Regions from separate parts of the Homo sapiens genome. Here region 1 is linked to region 2. A link is a loop called in an ENCODE intact Hi-C map of the cell type or tissue named here. Cell type or tissue: K562. All regions are shown on one strand. Each heading gives the region's core, and the rest is flanking DNA. Links, peaks and the distances in the headings are about the cores only. Region 1 overlaps TNRC18 (trinucleotide repeat containing 18). Region 2 has its middle 24 kb from the start of MIR589.

Region 1 (5,371 bases), core at 118-5,117, 110 kb after region 2:
TGGCCTCCCAAAGTGCTGGGATTACAGGTGTGAGCCACCGCTCCCAGCCTCGGTTCATGCTTTTTGCGGGCATCAAACTGAGTTCTGGGACATGGGCTGCGCTGATCATTACCTGTCCTTTGATCTGGGATGTGTTGCCTCTGGGGTGTAGGGAAGGGGGAGGGTAGTTCTCAAAGAGAATGGGATGCCTTCAGCAGAAAGGGCACTGAATGCTGGGCCAGACACAGAATGACTGATGTTCAGCATGGAAAACTGGGCCTAGAACTGGTTTGGAGGAAGGGCCGGGGCAACACCCGTTGAAGAGATGATATCCCTGCCAGTGTTTTAGTATATTTCCTCTAGAACACACATACACATATTTACTTCTCAAATTAAGATCTTTTTGTAAATAGTGTTCTGTAACCTGCCCTGCCCTTTTCACTTAAATTTTTTTTTTTTTTTTTTTTTTTTGAGACAGAGTCTCACTCTGTCACCCAGGCTGGAGTGCAGTGGTGCCATCTCGGCTCACTGCAACTTCCGCCTCCCAGGTTCAAGCGATTTTTCCTGCCTCAGCCTCCTGAGTACCTGGGATTACAGGCACGCACCACCATGCCTGGCTATCTTTTTGTATTTTTAGTGGAGATGGGGTTTCACCATGTTGGCCAGGCTGGTCTCGTACTCCTGACCTCAAGTGATCCACCCGCCTTGGCCACCCAAAGTGCTGGGATTACAGGCGTGAGCCACCGCGCCCGGACACTTTACTTAAAATGTTCTTTATTAAACATTTTTCAAAGCTGTGGGTTTTTTAATTTTTTTTTTTTTTTTACAAAAAGTAGAGATGGGGTTTCGCCATGTTGGCCAGGCTGGTCGCGAACTCTTGAACTCAAGTGATTTTCCCACCTTGGACTCCCAAATTGCTGGGATTACAAGCGTGAGCACCCGGCTTAAAGCTGTGGTTTTTAAAAAATCATTGTTTTAGGGACTGCCCAACTTTCTGCCTGGTGGTGGCCCTGGCCCTTGATGACCCAGTCTTAGATGGTCAGGCATTTTCGTCTGCTTTAAAACAAAGTTGTTTTTTTTTTTTCTCCGTTGCAAATAACATGATGGTTATCCTTGAAGAAAAAAAAACTTTGTCCGTATCTCTGATTTGCCTGGGATTGTATGCCCAGAGGTAGAACTGTTGGGTCCAAACAAGGCCACATTTTTCAAGGCTTTGTGACTGTCATGGTCAGATGGCCCTCAAGGAAGCCTGGAGAAGCCACGCTGCCATTGGCCTGTGTGAGCAACGCCCCCCTCCCCACTGGGAGGCACTTGTCCTAAAGTTCATTGCTGCTTTTCTCTCACGAAAATAGTTCAATAGAAACTTTTTTTTTTTTTTGGGTAGAAGAAAATCAAAATTCCCTTGGTTGGCCAGGCACGGTGGCACACGCCTGTAATCCCAGCATTTTGGGAGGCCGAGGCGGGCAGATCATCTGAGGTCAGGAGTTCGAGACCAGCCTGGCCAACATGGTGAAACCCCATCTCTACTAAAAATACAAAAATTAGCTGGGCGTGGTGGCGGGCACCTGTAATCCCAGCTACTCGGGAGGCTGAGGCAGGAAAATCACTTGAACCTGGGAGGCGGAGGTTGCAGTGAGCCGAGATGGTACCACTGCCCTCCAGCCTGGGCAACAAGAGTGGAACTCCATCTCAAAAAAAAAACAAAAAACAAAAAACATTCCCTTGGTCTTCCCACCTGGTACTGGTTTTGTTTTTGTTTTTAATTATTTCTGGGACAGAATCTCCCTCTGTTGCCCAGGCTGGAGTGCAGTGGTGTGATCTCCGCTCACTGCAAGCTCTGCCTCCTGGGTTCAGGTGATTCTCCTGCCTCAGCTTCCCAAGTAGCTGGGATTACAGGCACATGCTACCACATCCAGCTAATTTTTGTATTTTTAGTAGAGACGGGGTTTCCCCATGTTGGCCATGCTGGTCTTGAACTCCTGGCCTCAAGTGATCCGCCCGCCTCAGCCTCCCAAAGTGCTGGGATTACAAGTGTAAGTCACTGCACCCAGCCCAGAATTCTCCACCCTATTAGGACACCAGCCTTACGGAATGAAGGCCCACTGTCATGACTTGAACTTGACCACCTCTGCAAACGCCCTGTCTCCCACAGAGGTCACCTAATGAGGTTACTAGGGGTTAGGATTCTCGCATATTAAATTAGTGGGGACACGACTGAACCCATCACCACTGGCCTAGAGGTCACTTGGGCGTCCCTTGCCTGATCAGTTAAGAGCTTAGGGATAATAGGTTTGTGGGAGGGTGAAGGAGGTGACAGAGTTGTACCTTGGTCCCCTCTTGGAGAACAGAACAGCCCTCCATCCTTACCTGACATTGTAGACTCTTAAGTCTCGCAGGACCTCGAGGCGGGGGTATGGGGTGGGTGAGATGGTTTCAATCTAACATCAACCTTTGGGAGCTGATCAGGTTTGCGGCTTTGTGGCCTCAGTTTCCCTAAAGATATAAGAAGAGCGGCCAGCCGCGGTGGCTCACGCCTGGAATCCCAGCACTTTGGGAGGCCAAGGCAGGCGGATCACTTGAGGTCAGGAATTTGAGACCAGCCTGGCCAACATGGGGAAACCCCATCTCTACTAAAAATAAAAAAATTAGCTGGGTGTGGTGACACATACCTGTAGTCCCAGCTACTCAGGGGACTGAGGCAGAATTGCTTGAATCCAGGAGGCGAAGGTTGCATGAGCCAAGATTGGTCACTGCACTCCAGCCTGGGCGACAGAGTGAGATTCTGTCTCACAAAAAAAAAAAAAAAAAAAAAAAAAAGATATAAGAAGAGCAAAACAAGCATTCTCAACTAGGGATGATTTTGTCCCCCCAGGGGACATTGGCAACCACATTTTTGGTTGTCACAGCTTGGGGGGAGCACTACTGCCATCTAGTGGGTAAAGGCAGGGACTCAGCAAGACACCCTACAGTGAAGGCAGAGGACAAGCCCCCAGCAGAGATGCGAATGAATAGTGAAATGTGAATAGTGCCAAGGAAGAGAAGCTCCCCCTCAGCAGCATCATTAGTCATGTCTGTCTCTGGAACTTTGCACACTGCCAATAGAGAATATGGTTTTCGGCTCACCGCAGTCTCCGCCTCCCAGGTTCAAGCGACTCTCCTGCCTCAGCCTCCTGAGTAGCTGGCATTATAGGCATGCGCCACCAGGCCCGGCTAGTTTTTTGTATTTTTAGTAGAGATAGGGTTTCTCCATGTTGGTCAGGCTGGTCTCGAACTCCTGACCTCAGGTGATCCGCCCGCCTCGGCCTCCCAAAATGCTGGGATTACAGACGTGAGCCACCACACCCAGCCAAAAATTGGTATTTTAGATCACAAAGAAAATGTCAGCCGGGCATGGTGGCTCACGTCTGCAATCCCAGTACTTTGGGAGGCTGCGGCAGAAGGACTGCTTGTGCCCAGGAGTTTAAGACCCGCCCGGGCAACATGGCGAGACCCCATGTGCATTAAAAAAATGAAATGTCAATTGAAAAATTATAATAGAACTCATTTAAATTTGGTAGAGACTAAAGCAAGATCTCTGTGGTTGGAGCACCCTTCCTGGAGGGTAGGGGGAGTATTTATCAGAGAACTGCACACACCTGGTCATATTCATCACACTGGTGAGGCTCTTCCTGTCACACGTGTCCCAGCTATGTGCCCATGTGCTCCTATTACAAAAAGATAGGAGGCCGGACACGGTGGCTCACGCCTGTAATCTCAGCACTTTGGGAGGCTGAGGCGGGAGGATCACTTGAGCCCAGGAGTTCAAGACCAGCCTGGGAAACATAGCAAGACCCCATCTCTACAAAAAAATACAAAAACTAGCTGGGTGTGACGGCATGTGCCTGTGGTCCCAGCTACTCAGGAGGCTGAGGCAGGGTGATTGCTTGAGCCTGGCAGCTTGAGGCTGTGGTGACGTGTGATGGTGAACTCCAGCCAGGGTGGGGGACAGAGTGAGACCCTATCTTGAAAAGACAGGAAACAATCTAAATGCCATCAATGGGAGATGACTTAGATGAATCAAAACTCATCAATTCAAGAGTGTTCTAGGCTGCCCTTCCGCCCCCGCCCCCCCACATGATTCTGCGTAGGCTCCTTTGCACGTTTGGCCATTTAAAATTGCTGGCATTCTAGTGTTTTTGACCTTTAGAGATGGCAGTTTTTATAAGGTCCAAGCTCATAATGAGGAGGTAGATGTTTGCTTTGTGCTAATATGAGAAAAGACATTAAGCAGAAAAAAAGCAAAATGTGATACAGTATGTACTGATTGAGATCTTTTTTTTTTTTTTTTTTTTCCTGAGACAGCCTCCCTCTGTTGCCCAGGCTGGGGTACAGTGGGGCTATCATGCCTCCCCGCAACCTCTGCCTCCTGGGTTCAAGCGATTCTGGTGCCTCAGCCTCCCAAGTAGCTGGGATTACAGGTGGTCACCACCATGCCCAGCTAATTTCTGTATTTTTAGTAGAGAGGGGGTTTTACCATGTTGGCTAGGCTGGTTTCAGACTCCTGGCCTCAAGCCATCCACCCGCCTCGGCCTCCCAAAGTGCTGGGATTACAGGCATGAGCCACCGTGCCCAGCCTGAGATCGTGTGTGTGTGTGTGTGTGTGTGTGTGTGTGTGTGTGTGTGTGTGTGTGTGTTTTCTTTGAGACAGGCTCGCTCTGTTGCCCAGGCTGGAGTGCAGTGGTGTGATCATGGCTTACTGCAGTCTCAACTTCCTGGGTTCAAGTGATCTTCTTGCCTCAGCCTCCCGAGTAGCTGGGACTACAGGCACCCAGTTTACATTTATATTTTATTTAATTTTGTTTTTGAGCTGGAGTCTCGCTGTGTTGCCCAGGTTGGAGTGGCTCAATCTCAGCTCACTGCAACTTCTGCCTCCTGAGTTTAAGCAGTTCTTATGCCTCAACCCCCGAATAGCTGGGACTACAGGTGCTTGTTACCATGCCCAGCTAATTTTTGAATTTTTAGTAGAGACAGGGTTTCACCATGTTGGCCAGACTGGTCTCAAAACTGCTCACCTCAAATTATCCACCTGCCTTGGCAACCCAAAGTGTTGGGATTACAGGCGTGAGCCACTGCACCCGGCTTATTTTTATATTTTAAAGGATGCCCGTGGATGTCGTGTGCATTTGAATATGCATAATCATTTCTGGAACTGTCTACTGGAAACTGCACCCACAGTAGCCTCCCGAGGGAGGGACCTGTGTGTTGGAGGAGGAAGGAAGCGGGCTGTCTTTTTTTTTTACACCTTTCTGCTTGGTTTGTGTTTTTCATCCTGGGCTTTTTTCTGATTATAAGAGCTATGCATATTCACTATGGAAAAATGCACGTACAAATAAGTGGAAGGAGAGCCGTACTG
Region 2 (5,371 bases), core at 90-5,089:
GACCACCCTGGCGAACACGGTGAAACCCCGTCTCTACTGAAAATACAAAAATATTAGCTGGGCGTGGTGGCGGGCGCCTGTAGTCCCAGCTGCTCGGGAGGCTGAGGCAGGAGAATGGCCTGAACCCGGGAGGCGGAGCTTGCAGTGAGCCGAGATCGCGCCACTGCACTCCAGCCTGGGTGACAGAGCGAGACTCTGTCTCAAATAAATAAATAAATAAATAAATAAATAAATAAATAAAAAATAAAGTGCATAATTTGCCAGCGGAGGATTTTTTTGAAGAAAAAAAAGTAAAATAAAGTGCATAGTTCAAGCTGGGGGCGGTGGCTCATGCTTGTAATCCCAGCACTTTGGGAGATCGAGGCAGAAACAACACTTGTGCCCAGGAGTTTGAGAGCAGCCTGGGCAACGTAGTCAGACCTTGTCTCTACAAAAAGTACAAATATTAGCCGGGCATGGCGGCACACACCTGTCTGTGGTCCCAGCTACTTAGGGGGAGGCTGAGGCAGAAGGATCGCTTGAGCCTGGGAGGTCACTGTTGCAGTGAGCCGTGATTGCACCACTGCACTCCAGCCTGGGTGACAGAGCGAGACCCTGTCTCAGAAAAAAAAAAAAAACGAACTGCACAGTTCGGTGGCATTAAGCACATCACAGTGTTGTGCAGCCATCATCACCATCCGCTTCTAGAACTTTCTCATCTTTCCCAACTGAAACTCTGTCCCCATTAAACATTCACTCCCCAGCCCCCTCCCTCAGCCCCAGGCACCCACCATTCTACTTCCTGTCCCTATGAGTTTGACTCCTCTGGGTGCCCCATAGAAGTGGAATCTGGGCCAGGCACAATGGCTCACGCCTGTAATCCCAGCAGTTGGAGAGGCCAAGGCTGGTGGATCACCTGAGGTCAGGAGTTTGAGACCAGCCTGACCAACATGGTGAAACCCCATCTCTACAAAAAGTACAAAAATTAGCCGGGCATGGTGTGGCGCACGCCTGTAGTCCCAGCTACTTAGGAGGCTGAGGGAGGAGAATCACTTGAACCTGGGAGGTGGGGGCTGCAGTGAGCCAAGGCCGCACTATTACCCTCCAGCAGCCTGGGCAACAGAGTGAGACTCCACCTAAAAAAAGAGTGAAATCTGCAGTGCATGTGCTTTTTTTTTTTTTTTTTTTGAGATGGAGTCCCATTCTGTCGCCCAGGCTGGAGTGCAGTGGCACAATCTCGGCTCACTGCAACCTCTGCCTCCCGAGTTCAAGCAATTCTCCTGCCTCAGCCTCCTGAGTAGCTGGGTAAGAGGCATGTGCCACCATGCCCAGCTGTTTTTTGTATTTTTAGTAGAGACGGGGTTTCACCATGTTGGCCAGGCTGGTCTCGAACTCCTGACCTCAGGTGATCCACCCACCTTGGCCTCCCAAAGTGTTGGGATTACAGGCATGAACCACCGCACCCGGCACTTGTGCTCTTGAGGCTGGTGTATTTGCAGTGTCAGTTTGGGGCAGAGACCTCCTTTACCTGTCCTGGGCTCTGGGAAGAGGCTCGGCCCAAATGTGGCAGGAGGTGGGAGGAGGCACCAGGATCCGGATGGGGACAGGGCTGCCGGCAGAGGGTGGGCTCCAGGGCTGCTGCAGAACGGAGCGGCCAGGGTGGGGCCCCTCACATGAGCCAGGGACTCAGCAATGCCTCCTTCTGGCTTGGTTCTTGAGGTGATGGTGTTTCTCTGGCAGAAATGGCGACATAGGGCCAGGAGCCTCCCATCCTGCCCAACATTGTCTGAGCCGTTGCCTGCAGCTTGACATGTACACACCGTCCCCTGGTGATGTCTTGTGTCTGGCTGGAGGGAAATCAGCGGTCGGTGCTGGGGAATTGGGCAGTGGGTGGGGGCTGATACTCTGTGCTGCCGACGCCAATGGCTGCAGCAGGGGAGAGAGGATGGGAATGTGTGCAGCGAGGAAGCCCAGGAGCCCTTCCTTCAGAGGAACATGTGAGACTGTCATTACAGTGACAGGCAAGCGGGGGAGAGGAGCGCCAAGGCTGAGCAATAGCCAGAAACATTCTGTCTTGTACATAACAAGGCACTCCCAAGTTCAGGGTCCAGAACGGCCACTGTGGGGTGCTCACGGCTTCTCCAGGGCAGGTATTTGCACAGGGGATGGCACTACGAGTTATCTGTTCCATGGTGTCTGGAGCCTCCACCACAGTGACTCAGCAGTTGGGGACTGAAGTCTCCTGGAAGCATCTTCACTCGCAGGTCTGGTGGTCAATGCTGGTGTTGACCTGGACCTCAGTGGGGCCTGTGGCCAGAACACCTCCATGTGGCCTCGTGTGGCCTCTCCATGAGACCTCTCCATGTGGCCTTGTCACGTGGCCTCTCCATGTGGCCCCTCCATGTGGTCTCTCCATGTGGTCTAAGTGGCCTCTCCATGTGGTCTCTCTACATAGGCTAGTTGGGCTTCCTCACAGCGTGGCAGCTGGGTCCCAAGAGCAAGCGTCTCCAGAAAACCAGAAGGACGGGCCCTGGCTTTGGCTGTCACATGGCATCACTTCCACACCCTGTTGACCAAGGCAGTCCCAGAAGCTGCCACAGTCAAGAGACGGGGCACAGACCCCCCACTTGCCAGGATGAGTGATGAGCTGTCATTGCAGAAGACCTCTTGGGGTGGGAGGTCATGTTGTGGCCATTTTTAGAAAGTGCGTCTTAGTGCACTGGGCCTGTTGGTGTTGGCCTTGGCCTTGCTGAGGGGCGTGCTGGGGGTGTAGTGGGGGCAGCGGCTTCAGCCCAGGTCTGGGGGAACTTGTGTTTTCCCACACACCTCCTGAGCTGATGCTCCTGCTTCATTTTTGTTTTGAGATAGGGTCTTGCTCTGTCACCCAGGCTGGAGTGCAGTGGCGTCATCCTGCTTCACTGCAGCCTCGACCTCCTGGGCTTGAGTGATCTTCCTGCCCCAGCCTCCCGAGGAGGTGGGACTGTAGGTGCGCCCCACCACACCACACAGGGTCTTACTGTGTTGCCCAGGCTGGTCTCAAACTCCTGGGCTCAAGAAATCCTCCCGCCTCAGCCTCCCAAAATGCTGGGATTACAGGCGTGAGCCACCGCGCCTGGCCATGATGCCCCTGTTTTGTGGGGGGCACTACGCCAGGGAGGCCAGAACATGCGAAGAGCCCTGAAAAGGTCAGGGGTCTGTACCTGGAGTCGACTGAGTGTGTGAAGCCGCCTGGCCTTTGTCCATGTGGCGAGCCTTTAAAGTAAAAATGAAAAGCACTTTGGGAGGCCGAGGAGGGCAGATCATGAGGTCAGGAGATCGAGACCATCCTGGCTAACACGGTGAAGCCCCGTCTCTACTAAAAATACAAAAAATTAGCCGGGCGTGATGGCGGGCTCCTGTAGTCCCAGCACTTTGGGAGGCCGAGGCAGGCGGATCACGAGGTCAGGAGATTGAGACCATCCTGGCTAACATGGTGAAGCCCCGTCTCTACTAAAAATACAAAAAATTAACTGGGTGTGGTGGCGGGCGCCTGTAGTCCCAGCTACTTGGGAGGCTGAGGCAGGAGAATGGCGTGAACCCGGGAGGCGGAGGTTGTAGTGAGCCGAGATCGCGCCACTGCACTCCAGCCTGGGCGACAGAGCGAAAAAGCCCCGGCCCGTGTGTTCCGAGGGTTTGCACTGGAAGCCTCGGGAGTCGTGGCTGGAGGAGGGCGGAAGAGCCAGCTCGAGAGGCTTTGGCTGCCCCCAGGAGCCCTGCACAGCGGCTGATTTATTGCGGGCGTTGAACTTGCAGGATAGTGGAGATGGCGTGACGGAATCCTAGCTTCGGAGCCATGGTTTGCCGTGACCCTTGCTTTGCAGATGAAGTCGGGGCGCCCGGGGGTCAGCTGCCTGCTTAAGGCCACGCAGCTAGTGGTGGTTAGCGTGTCGCACAGTCACAGAGCCCGGGTGAGATGCTGCACGCTGGGCCTCTGCTCTGCACGGATGAGGGAGGGGAGTCCCTACTCAGATACCATTGGCAAGGACACAGGGACGCCTCTGCGTGGCTGGAGCAGCCTGGGAACCCGGCCAGCCTTTCTCAGCCACCGCCATCTCCAGGCCTTGGGTGAAGGAGGAGAGCTCCCAGCCGGCCGCGCTGGGAGAGCAAAGGATGTCACCTGTGTCCCTTCACAGGTGCCGGGGGCCACTCTGCTGTGTTCCAAGCTCAGGAAGTGGACATCTCCCCCCCGGGAAGGGGACATCTCCCCCCCGGGAAGGGGAGGGGGCAGCCTCTGGGCCGGGGGTCGGAGAAGCCTCTGCGGAAGGGGCCTGGGGGTCTCCCCTTCCTTTTGTGTGTTGTGTCTTGTGTCTGCCTGCCCTGTGGAAGGCTGGCCGTGGTGACACTCAGGAGCCGGGAATGGTGACTTGCTGGCCAGGCCCTTCCTGCGGTTTCTCTGGGCAGCTCAGAACTGCGGGTTTCCCAGAGTTCCTGGCTCTCGGGTTTCGTGGCAGCTCAGGCTCCCGCGGGCACGGGTGTCTTGGGAACTCTGATGTGGAGGGTCCAGGAGCTGGGGCAGCTGCCCGGGCCTGCGCTGGGTACCCGCCTTGGGGGCAGGGTGGAGGGGTGGATGTGTGAGGGGTAGGGAGGGGCACGCCTTGGTCACGGGGCCCCTGAGGGTGGCGCTGTGTCCCCTGCCATGATGCCAGACCCCTGCTGTCCCTCTGGGGATCGGCCTCTGTGTGCCAGGCCCCCTCGGCCAGCATGCAGCTGAGCCTTGCAGAGCCTGGGGAAGATGATGGCTGGCAGGGGAGGTGCCCCAGCGTCACTGCCCGAGGCTGATCTCTAGCCCCTGCTGGGAAGGCACACGCTCCATCAGTCCCTCACCCACGCCCGCAGACTGGCACACGCACACGCATGTGCACTCACTCGTCCAACGGCCCCACGCCCACGCCCGTTCATACCCGTACACTTCAGACACTCTGACAATCACATGCCACATCCCACACTCTGACATTCACACACGGACGTTTACTCGCACACTCCGCATTCACACACACCACACCCACACACATGCCCTCGCACACACACCTGCACACTCACACTCAGGCTCATAAACCCTCTCCCGTGTCACACCCATATCACACACACACAGTTCCAGCAGTGCTCACACTTCCACATGTCCACAAACACCGCCTGAGTCCACACCTCCACCCCAGCCACACAGACACACCTCTGCTCACCCCACACGCACTCTACTTACACGGACACCCCATGCTTTCCACGGCACGCTCCCACGCTCACATCCACACACGGAGCTTCCTATATGCACACCCTTGCACGCTCACACTCACACCCACACCACACACGTTCTCATCTCCACGCAGCACCTGTGTGGATTTGCACGTACACCCCC

The links. Hi-C counts contacts between places; a loop is a spot of excess contacts. Peaks named below come from ENCODE experiments on the same cell type or tissue, not always from the same donor. Only the 100,000 strongest peaks of a DNase experiment are listed, where the experiment ranks them.
Region 1: a loop joins it to region 2, with 7 times the contacts of the local background. A loop is called at or near these places in 89 of 110 quality-filtered maps.

What each region holds. Positions count from the first base shown.
Region 1 is chr7:5,363,744-5,369,114 of GRCh38, reverse strand. The region is part of intron 11 of TNRC18 (trinucleotide repeat containing 18); the gene reads left to right. Among named protein-coding and RNA genes, the nearest start is that of TNRC18-AS1, 53 kb to the left of the region's middle. In K562, for the core only: a CTCF peak has its summit at 2,907 (motif pointing left); a DNase peak (open chromatin) is centred at 2,924.
Region 2 is chr7:5,469,557-5,474,927 of GRCh38, reverse strand. It overlaps a transcript of FBXL18 not described here. Among named protein-coding and RNA genes, the nearest start is that of MIR589, 24 kb to the left of the region's middle. In K562, for the core only: a CTCF peak has its summit at 2,106; a DNase peak (open chromatin) is centred at 2,137.